Linked DNA regions of Homo sapiens: region 2 is linked to region 1. Evidence: read pairs that join two places in POLR2A ChIA-PET (ENCODE). Cell type or tissue: CD4-positive, alpha-beta T cell. All regions are shown on one strand. Each heading gives the region's core, and the rest is flanking DNA. Links, peaks and the distances in the headings are about the cores only.

Evidence for each region. Peaks named below come from ENCODE experiments on the same cell type or tissue, not always from the same donor. Only the 100,000 strongest peaks of a DNase experiment are listed, where the experiment ranks them.
Region 2: POLR2A ChIA-PET joins it to region 1 with 10 read pairs; 6 of 35 experiments call an interaction of 5 or more read pairs at or near these places.

The regions. Positions count from the first base shown.
Region 1 is chr9:99,010,782-99,016,162 of GRCh38, forward strand. It overlaps COL15A1 (collagen type XV alpha 1 chain), which reads left to right. Exons shown (of 42, transcript NM_001855.5): 10 at 4,636-4,785; 11 at 5,195-5,338. Among named protein-coding and RNA genes, the nearest start is that of COL15A1-AS1, 69 kb to the left of the region's middle. In CD4-positive, alpha-beta T cell, for the core only: no CTCF peak of the experiment used is centred there; a DNase peak (open chromatin) is centred at 2,460; H3K27ac peaks cover 988 bases.
Region 2 is chr9:99,073,470-99,078,850 of GRCh38, forward strand. No RefSeq gene overlaps it. Among named protein-coding and RNA genes, the nearest start is that of TGFBR1, 29 kb to the right of the region's middle. RefSeq lists a cis regulatory region at 1,655-2,373. In CD4-positive, alpha-beta T cell, for the core only: no CTCF peak of the experiment used is centred there; a DNase peak (open chromatin) is centred at 3,302; H3K27ac peaks cover 1,781 bases.

The DNA.
Region 1 (5,381 bases), core at 56-5,055:
TCTTTTTGTTAATCTGCATCTTTTCTAAGCAAACGAAAACTTAGTAATAATGACATAGGAATTATTTAGATAAAGTGTAAGATCTGTTTATTAGGCCAGTTACCCAAAGGCAAAAGAAAAGACCTTCTGCAGTGCGACTGCTGTTCTCTATGGGGAATATTATATTGGAAGAAAATACTCCTTTTAGATCTTTAAGATAAAACATTTTTTTAGCATCAGGCCACAACATTTATAACCAGAGGAAAAAAAATCTTACAGGAGCTGAAAATGAGTTGAAGATTAGTTATTATTTCAGGCCTTTTAAAAGGCGAGAGAAAACAGAAAAGAGCAAGATGCAATAAAAGTCGAACTTTGTGTAAAAAAATTATAATGCCTTGTAATTTATTAAGAGTAAAGCAATACCTTAAGAAAATTTTGTAGTTCAAACCAATTCTTTAGTGTATAAGTGGTTTTTTAAAAATCAAAACCCAATCTCTGGAAAGACCATTTTAAATAATTTCCCTTTAATTGTAGACAACTTGCTCATATGAAAGCTTTTTTTTTCATCTGTCTTCTTCTTATGATGTAAACAGACCATTTCTGACATGCTTGGACTTTCTAGTTTTCCTGAGCATCCCTCTTTCTGAAAAAAAAAAAAAAAAAAGTCATTTTATTCTAGGACAAAATTTACCATAAAAGATTCTTTCTTGTATAAAATTATTTTTCTTTAAGCTTTCTTACCAAAATTACCTCTTTATTTCTATAACTTTCTTTACATCTCTCTCATTTCCTGATTCCCTTCACTTTGTTTTATACATAACCTTTAAATAAGCTTTGAATGAGACAAAAATTATTCACCTTTTAAAAAACACACTTTTTTTTAGAAAGAATGTTTTCTTACAATATATTTTTTAATTGGAATATACCCAACTAATGAAATATCTATTATTTAATTTAACTTTAGATTCTAAATTATGACACATTTGTCTATAAGTATTTATCCCATTACATTTACCTAATTATTTTTAATACTGTACCTAGATTACTGTATTTATGAAAACTGCAATAGTCATTATTTAAAGTTATTTCCCTGCCAACCATTTTATAGCCTGTGAATTTCAGGTGTTTATCTAAGTAGAACCTTAAGATTAAATATATGGTTATTTTACTAAATCAAGATTTAGCTATTTTCATTAAACTAATGTTCTTGTCTTATTTATCAGACAGTACACAAGCAAAGGTTATCCTGTTTTGGGCTGAGTTTATAGTTTTGTAACCCTTGTGCCAAATTTTGACACCTTATAGTATTTGGCAGGGATAAGTATGAAATTGCTTGATCAATAAATGCAAACAAAAATGTATGCTGGCAATTCTTAAGACATTTCTAATATTGCTTTACCAGTAATTTTAAAACTAGCTTATTAAAGACTTAAGTCGTGTGAACTTGAAAAGCATTTGGGTTTATCATTTAATTTATGAGTACTCTTTAAGCCATTGTCATACCTTGTAGCGAAAAACACAACAAAATGTGTATGTACACATAAACACACACATACATACTCATACAACCAAAAATCCTATAGCTTTTACTTCAGAACTCTAGCCATGAAATATTAATACAAACACATTGTCCTGCAGAAACAATAACAAAAATAAATGTCTGGATGCAAACAGTGGATTTTATCTCAGGAGAAATGTAACAGCAGACTTAAAGCAGGCAGAGGCAGAGAAGAAAGCAGAGAGATAGAGAACTTAGGAACTTTATAGTTGCAGATCGACTTTTGGGCTCTGAATTTTTCTTGCTGTAATTGTGCATGAAAATACCATATATGTTCATTTTACAAAAATACTTGCAAGAAGAGGCACCATAAAACCAACAGAGTGCCTGAAAGAGGGTCATTCTCCTTGTTTTTCCTTATTCTTAGATTATTTGTTTCCCACCCTTTTTTTTTTTTTTTTTTTTTTTTTTGAGACGGAGTCTCCCTCTATTGCCCAGGCTGGAGTGCAATGGTACAATCTCGGCTCACTGCAACCTCCACCTCCTGGGTTCAAGTGATTCTCCTGCCTCAGCGTCTTGAGTAGCTGGGACTACAGGTGCGTGCCACCATGCCCAGCTAGTTTTTTTGTATTTTTAGTAGAGACAGGTTTTCACCATGTTGGCCAGGCTGGTCTCGAACTCCTGACTTCATGATCCCTCCCAAAGTGCTGAGACTACAGGCATGAACCACCGTGCCCGGCCTTTTTTATTTATTTATTTTTTATTTTAAGGGACGAACTGAGCTGTGGCCTAGCATTTTAGTGGAGTGTGTCAAAGTGTGCTGGTTGCGGGTGAGACTCTACAGTGTGTCACCACTGAGCCATTTCCACCCTCTTACGTGTCTCAGTTTCTCTCTGTGTAGTTCTAGCACCTCCAAGAGGCTCAAAATCAAAATGCAGGGTGACCAGCTCCTATATGCACTTCCTGAATGAGGCTTTTTAAACTAATTTTGTTGGGGGTTCCCTGTAGGGTTGCTGCATGTCATGGGGGGGTCAACCCCCCAAGACACTCCCACTTGCCCTCCAGTCACCCAGGGGCACCTTTCAGCTGGGAGGTGCAAAATGCCCTTTCTCTTTGAAGCTGAGGAAACTCATTCTCCCATTTATCTGTGAAAACAATAGTTCAATTCCTCATGCAAAATGCTCACACTAGCCAATTGAGATTAATTTCAGGAGGAAAGGCAATGGAGAAGACACCCTTTAGAATGTACCTCTGAACTAGAATTAGGGTCCTAAACAATAACTTCCTAGGAGAAAAAAAAAAAAAAACAGCTAAGACCACTTCCTGTAAATTGTCCTCAGCCACCTCTAACTTTGTACTCTCATCCACCATTATACACACTAAGGTCAAATCCTCTCCCGGTATAAGGTAATCTCTGGTACCCCCAAAAGCCAAAGAGGTCAGGTCTTACAATACAGGAGAGCAGAGCTTCAGACCTAAGAAGAATCTGCTCATGACTCTTGAAACTCCACAAAGAAAATGGAACACCCCAAAAAGGGGCGGGTGGTGCCTTTGTTCTGAATACTTTAAGGGGTTTGAGTCATTGGAAGCCTCCTCTAGGTTTTTATTGGTACTAAAGATAGTGAAGGGGGAAGGAGGTATAGGGCGGAAGAAAAGTAAACGAAAGAAAAAAAGTTTTTAAGACAGGAAGCAAGGATAGCAAACGTGCATGTTGTGTTTTTTTTTCCCCTCTCTTGCAGCTGTGAGAAATTTTAGCCAATTCAGAGAGGTCTTGTTACCCATAATTTAGAATTCTCATTCAGATTTGACCAAGTCAGGTAGAGCTGGTCAAATCTGATGGGAGAAAGATCAGAACAACAACCAAAAAAACCCTAACAACATGATTACTGAGCACTTTAATAGTAAGGAGAAATTAGGAACAGCTGGTTGTTAATCTTAACTTCAGCTAAGACAAAACCCCAATTCAGCTACTTACTAGAGATAGGTCTTAGGCAGAAGATTGCTCTCTACCATCCTAGAAGCAGGAAAGAATTTAAACTTGCCTTCCCTGTTAGAAATGAGCTCAAACTCCAGAAAGGAGTTAGGTGCCTTCCATCATCCTAGAAGCAGGAAAACTTGCATTCCTTGTTGGAAGCAAGTAAGACTGCAAAAAAAGAATTGTACAGCAAAATAAACTTTAGAACTTGACCAAATTTTGGGAGATCAGGGATTCTCTGGAGGGGAGGCTCCTAGGCCTCAGCAAATTGTCCTATTGGTTTGAACCATAAAGAAAGCTCAAGCTGGTATCAAGCACCGATATGAGATTTGTCAAAGGTCAGTGGCACCTCCACTCAGAATCCCTTCTTGGTTGCCAAAATGTGAACCCCAAATATCTGAGACAGGTCTCAGGAAAGTTAGGTAGTTTATTTTGCAAAGGTCAAAGACATGCCCGTGACACAGCCTCAGGAGATCCTGACAACATGTGCCCAAGGTGGTTGGAGCACAGCTTGGTTTTATGCATTTTAGGGAGACATGAGACATCAATCAGTATATATAAGGTGTACATTTGTGCTGTCCAGAAATGCAGGACAACTCAAAGTGGGGAGGGGGCTTCCATGTCATAGGTAGATAAAAGACAAATGATTGCATTCTTTTGAGTTTCTGATTAGCCTTTCCAAAGGAAGCAATCAGATATGCATTTATCTCCGTGAGCAGAGGGGTGACTTTGAGTTCCATCTGTCCTTTGTCTGCAAGGAATTTCCTTATGGACAAATTATTAGGGAAGTATGTAGCTTTTTTTTATCTTAGTAGCTATCTTTTTAAGGGCTAGAATGGGAGACAGATTTGCCCTAAGTAGTTCCCAGCTTGATTTTTTTTTCCCTTTGGCTTATTGATTTGGGGATCCTGAGATTTATTTTCCTTTCACAAAGCTAAGGCCAGAGAAGTGCTTAGCAGAGATGTGCTAGAAGGGACTCTGGGGTGGGTGGGAGGATGCCCTGAAAGGTACGTTCTAATGCTGGAGCTCCAGGCGAAGGTGTGGTCCTGGAGGAGCAAAGGAAAGGGAATCATGGAGCCTCCAGTTATCTGAGGCTTTAGCGCTTTCCACCCCCCAGCCTCACACCCACTGAACCAGGGGCATGGGCGAAGGGGCACAGCTCCTCATGCCAATTTCATTTCAGGGTCCAAGCAGTGAAGACAGTTTAACAACAGCTGCAGCTGCAACCGAAGTGTCCCTCAGTACTTTTGAGGATGAGGAAGCCAGTGGGGTCCCCACAGATGGCCTGGCTCCCCTCACAGCCACCATGGCCCCTGAGCGGGCAGTCACTTCTGTAAGTGTCATCTTGTGTCCTCTCTGGCTCACAGGGGAGAGACAGGTCTGCATCATGCGACAACAGTCATCCTTGGCCTTGGCAGGGGCACCTGTAGCTTGGTTATGAGCACATGTCTGGGTGGGCAGCTGCTGGAGGGAGGCAGGACACAATGCTGGAGTGTAGCAGAGGCCACAGCCCTGCTCCCTCCTAGCCTTGCCCAAGAATTTACTCAGAGACAAGTGGTCCACAGTTGGCACTGAGGCTTAGAAGAGATGCATATTTCAGAAGGGGTGTGCTGGGGGTAACGATGATCGTAGGTAAGAACGTGCTTTGAAACTGGGCTGGCACCACAGAAACGACTGTTACAACTCCCTGGCAGCCTCATGAGCGAGGTGAGGTGGTGCCTTAATGCTGGTTTTGTTTTCAGGGTCCTGGTGATGAAGAAGACTTGGCAGCAGCCACAACAGAGGAGCCCCTCATCACAGCTGGGGGTGAAGAGTCCGGCAGCCCTCCCCCTGATGGGCCACCGCTGCCCCTGCCCACAGTGGCTCCTGAAAGATGGATCACTCCAGTAAGTGGCATAGAGCTGTAAGATTTGACTTGGCAGACCTTAC
Region 2 (5,381 bases), core at 289-5,288, 63 kb after region 1:
AGCAGCAGGGAAGATCAAGTGTGGGGGACGTTGCAGTGAAATAATAGACAGAGGTGAGATCATGCTGGCCTTGAAATCCAGGATGAGGCATTTAGACTTTATCCTGCAACTGACGTAGTAGTTAAGAAGAAAGTACTTAGGCAGATAGTGAGGGTACAGGAATCCTCAGTAAGGTTTTCCTTTTAATGAAAAGCAGCCCCAAAATCAAGTTCTTTCTCTTCTTCTTCTTCTTCTTTTTTTTTTTTTTTTGAGATGGAGTCTCACTCTGTCACCAGGCTGGAGTGCAGTGGCACAATCTCAGCTCACTGCAACCTCCGCCTCCCAGGTTCAAGCGATTCTCCTGCCTCAGCCTCCTGAGTGGCTGGGACTACAGGAGCATGCCACCATGCCCAGGTAATTTTTGTATTTTTAGTAGAGACAGGGTTTCATCATGTTGGCCAGGATGGTCTCGATCTCCTGACCTCATGATCCGCCCGCCTTGGCCTCCCAAAGTGTTGGGATTACAGGTGTGAGCCACCACACCCAGGCAATCATGTTCTTTTCTAACAAAGAGCAGCCTGTAAAATTGAGCTGCAGACATAGACAAGCAAGCTGGAAGCTTGCACAGGTGAATGCTGGCACTTGTGTCAATAGGAGAAGGCTACCTGGGACTAGGCATGATCAAAATGATGGCTCCATGTTCCCTTCTCTTTGCCAGCCACGTGTACAGTAAGGAGCAGACAAGATGGCGCTGGCCAAGTGGAAGGCCCATTTGCAGAATAAGATTAGGGTGGGGTGACCAGCCTTCCCCAAGTGCTATGTAAACGTCGCATCTGGTCAAACCAATCTGTGGGCCCTACTTAAGTCAGACACCGCCTCCTCAAGCCTGCATGCATATAAAATCTGCTGCAGGTTTTCCGTTTCAGTCACCTCTTCCTCATGAGAGGGAAGGCTGCTCTCCTCTCACCTTCCTATTGCCTATTAAACTTTCCGTTCTTTGACCCACTCACATGTGTCCCTGTCCTTAAACTTCTTGGTGCAAGATGACAAACTCCGAGACAATGTTGCTGCTTCACAACTGGTAGGGCACCTTGGGAATATTTAAATGAGGTAAGAGATGGTATTGGATCCATGTTTGAGAAAGATCAAGCAGGTTTTTTGTTTATTTGTGCACTCATTCAGAAATATTTCTTGAATAATAATTTGTACCCAGGATCATGTTTGGACTTGGGAGTACAAAGATAAATGATGCCCCCACTTTTCAAATCTACTAAGTCCATTCTAATGCCACAGACTGTTTCAAATCTCCTGTATATTTCCTGCCACCTGCTCTCCACCTCCTCAGAAACCCTACCAGTGGGGGACAAGCACATGCATGCAGTCCTTGTCTATCCTAACAGCTGGAGAAGTACTTTTCTGGTTACCCCTTGAGCTCCTGGTCCATCAAAACACCACTGAGCCTCCTCAAACCTCTTTGATAGCCACTAACTGATTTTCTCCTTTTGCTTTCCATCTTGTACTCCAATTTATAGGGCCGGTAAATAGAGAGATGCCTTGGTCTGTGTCTGAATTTTGGTCCTGCCACCTACTAACCATGTAATCATAGCCAAGCTACTGAAAAACTCCAAGTTACTGAAAATAGTCCTCCACACTCAGTCCTTCCCTGCAGCTCAGTTTCTTCATCTGTAAAAGGGGGACATTCATGGAAACTACTCTCCTTTCAGTTAATTTACAGGAAGCACTGGGAACAGCATTCTGGCCCCGTGTAAGCGTCCAATCAGTGTTTGCTATCTTTGGCCTGTTCCAGTTGTCTCTCAGTAGGAGCTGGGGGAAGGTCTCTCCTTCAACCATCCTAGCTGGTGTCTTCCAATCTGCCTGGCTTCTCTGCCTGTCTTCAGGCACAGGGCTGGGACTCAATGTATACATAGCAGTACAGCTCTGCCTGCTGTTGGTAAATATCCGTTGTCCCACGACCCCGAATGTCTGGACTATCCTGGCCCTCTGCTCCTGCCCTTCATAATCCAACAAGTAAAATGTTATCATCTGGCTCATTAGCGGCTGCTGACAAGAGGGCTGAATTCCTTCTGATAGACAGGCACACATGCCACAGCGACTGTTTAGTCATCTCATCATCCCCCTGCATGAGCCTGCTGGGGGCCCTGAGTTCCAAGAAGGACCCAGAGCACCCTGTTATCTGATATGTTTGTGGGAGGAAATTGCCTCCCTCTCCTCTCCTTCCAAACTTGTGCCTTTTCCTCTGGTCCTTCTCTTAGTGAGTGGCTCCACCATCCAGCCAGGAGCCTAGGAATCTTTTATTTATTCAACGATATTGACTAAGTGTCTCCTTAGTAATAAAAATAACAACAATAAACCATAAAATAAGTGCTAGGAAGCTCTGCAGAGTTGGGATATTTTTATGATGACTACTTTGATTTTTTTTTTTTTTTTTTTTTGAGACAGGATCTCACTCTTTAACCCAGGGTAGAATACAGTGGTGTGATCATGGCTCATTGCAGCCTTAATTCCTGGGCTCAAGTGATTCTCCCACCTCAGCCTCCTGAGTAGCTAGGACTACAGGTGTGTGCCACCAGGCCTGGCTAATTTTTAGTACATATACATATATATATATATGCATATGTACTAATATATGTATGTTTAGTACATATATATGTTTGTAGAGACAAGGTCTTGCAATGTTGCTCAGGCTGGTCTTGAACTCCTGGCCTCACAAAATTCTCCTGCCTCGGCCTTTCAAAGCGTTGCACGTGGTGGTCTTCCCTTGAGGCAATGTGGTGCTGGCTCTTTTCTTATCTTCCCTAGGACTGTTGCTCACATCTCCTGGCCTCTACAGTTCCATCTCCTCCAGTTCATTCTCCACACCAGGGGAGAGAGCTTTCTAGAAAGCCTGTCATACTTAGTGTTTTGATTTGAGTTTCCCTTTAGAGGAGGATTCATTAATTTCTCTGCAAGGCGATCCCAAGAAACAAGGTAAGAGAGCAGAGAAATGAGACAGGGATGGGAAGGAAGATTTTAAAGGGTGCATCTAGTTCTCACTGTGAGTGACTAGATCACACTGTCCTCTTAAGGGTTCTGGGAGCCCGTGCAGTCTGGCACCTCAGAGTTTCCAACCAAAGGGACAAGGATGTTATGGTCTTCATACACCAACCCCTCTCAGTCTTTGAAAAACAGGAGGGCGAGGCACTGGATGAGATTCCAGTACTTCTGGCCTGCTGCACACGACAGAGTGGGCTCAGCTGCCACAGAATGCTCTCAGGCAGACACGTGGATGCTGGCAGTGGGAACTTGGGGGTTTATGGGCGGGGCACCCCAGAGACTGCAGTATCAGGCCCAATCTAGCAGGAAGTCACACAAGGTTTACTTCAAGATAACACTTTGAGCTTACAATACTTTCCTCAAACCTTACTGAAATGATAAAAACAACAGAGAAAAAACAAAAAACAAACAAAAAAAGACCTGCAACCCCTTGTTAAAAAAGGAAGAACTATCTCAACCTGGCAGAAACTTTGAGGACTTTCTGGAAGATAGAAACCTGCTATGATTGGCTATCCTATAACCACAGCAGCAAAGGCAGGGCCTGTCTTCGAGTCCCTCCTGAGGCTGATAGCCACAGGAAAGTGCCAGTAGAGGCTGAAACAGAAATAAGCTGGGAAAAGGCTGGGGGGAAGCTCATAGAGACTTGTGCAGTTGCTGACAGCACCCAGAAGACCTATCAGTCCTTTCAATGTGGGCTTTCATATTTATGAACATCAGTACAGAACAACAAACACCAATTAATCATTTGAGGAGATCTAGCAGCCTCCAAAAGGGAATCAACAGTTAATCAGAGCCAATGGCTTCTGTTTCGAAAGAATGATTACAGAAAACAGGAGATAACTTTTAAAGATTCAAATTTGTATTTTCATCCAACTCCACTGGAAACAAGGAAAAGAAAGCAAATTGGTATTCTCAGTAAAATTTCAGAGAGTAAAAGAAGCATGAAATGAAATACTGGGAGAATAAGAAACAGTCCTTGAAAATAAAAGAACGACTGTATCACCAGAATAAAATAGAACTACAGCATATATGCTACTGAAACCTGATTTAATGAATTGTTAGATCAAAAGAATTAATATAATTGCTCAAAGGACACAGACAAAAAGATAAATTCATGAAATAAAAGATGAGGGAAGGAGATAGACATAATGTTTCAATATTTATATAACAGGAGTCACAGAATAAAAGAGAATATTAGATGGAAGAGAAGTACCAGTGAACAAAAGAAGTTTGGTGCGGTGGCTGGAGCCTGTAGTCCCAGCTACTTGGGAGGCTGAGGCAGGAGGATCTCTTAAGCCTGGAAGTTCAAGACCAGCGGAGCAACATAATGAGACACTATCCCCATCAAAATATAAATATAAATAAATAAATAAATAAATGAAAGAAAATTTCCTGAGCTAAAGAAGGAGCATAATCTGTAGATTGAAATGATTCACTGAGTCCTGGGCAGAATTGTTGCAAAATATCCACCTGTGTACATTTCTGGTAAAGTTTATGCATTTCAGTAACGATGTAAAATCCTACACACTTCTATATAGAGAGCAATTCAGATTGGCATTGGAGTTCTTATTTGCAATATTGAAAATTAGAAGACAATGGGGTAAAGTATAAATAATCCCGTGGATTAAGAATTATATTAAAATTTCACAGCCAACCAAACTTTCATGTATGGGAACAAAGAGAGACATTTTCAGAAGTGTCAAAACTCAAAATTATAGCATCCAGGTGCCTTTTCTGAAAAACAGACTTTGTGGAAGGATTATAACCAAATGGAAATTAACCAGGAATTAGTATTTCACAAAGCAGAGGATGTGATGATAGAAATCTAATGAGAAACAAAGTCAAGATCACTTACGGTTATATCCAAATCAATTTTCCCAACGTGTAGTATTTTTACCACATATGGATTGAGATGGTTTTTACTGTAACAGTTATATATTTATTTCAATAGTTGTTAGGAAAATATAGGTAGATACTAAATCCATAATTTCATATTTATTTGTATTTAATATAAAGTAAGTATTTAAGTTTTAAAAAGTGGGCTGGTTGAAAGGAAAGTATTAGGTAAGTAATAGTACAAATGATACATTGTAGTGTAGGTGATAGACAACTGACTGAATTTTCGGAAATGTTGAGCCGAATAATTGTCAATAACGTGGTTGTAAAATACATTCCAGACTTTACCCAACTGTGATGATAAAACAGGTTTGTGTTTCTTCTAAAACTTAAATTACAGGGCTGATGCCCTAGGTACAAAATTAGCACAAAGTCATCTTCTTCTCTCTCAAATATTCTTCAAAAATTATTCCTTCAAATATTCTAGGCTTGCTTCTATTTGCCCAGGAATT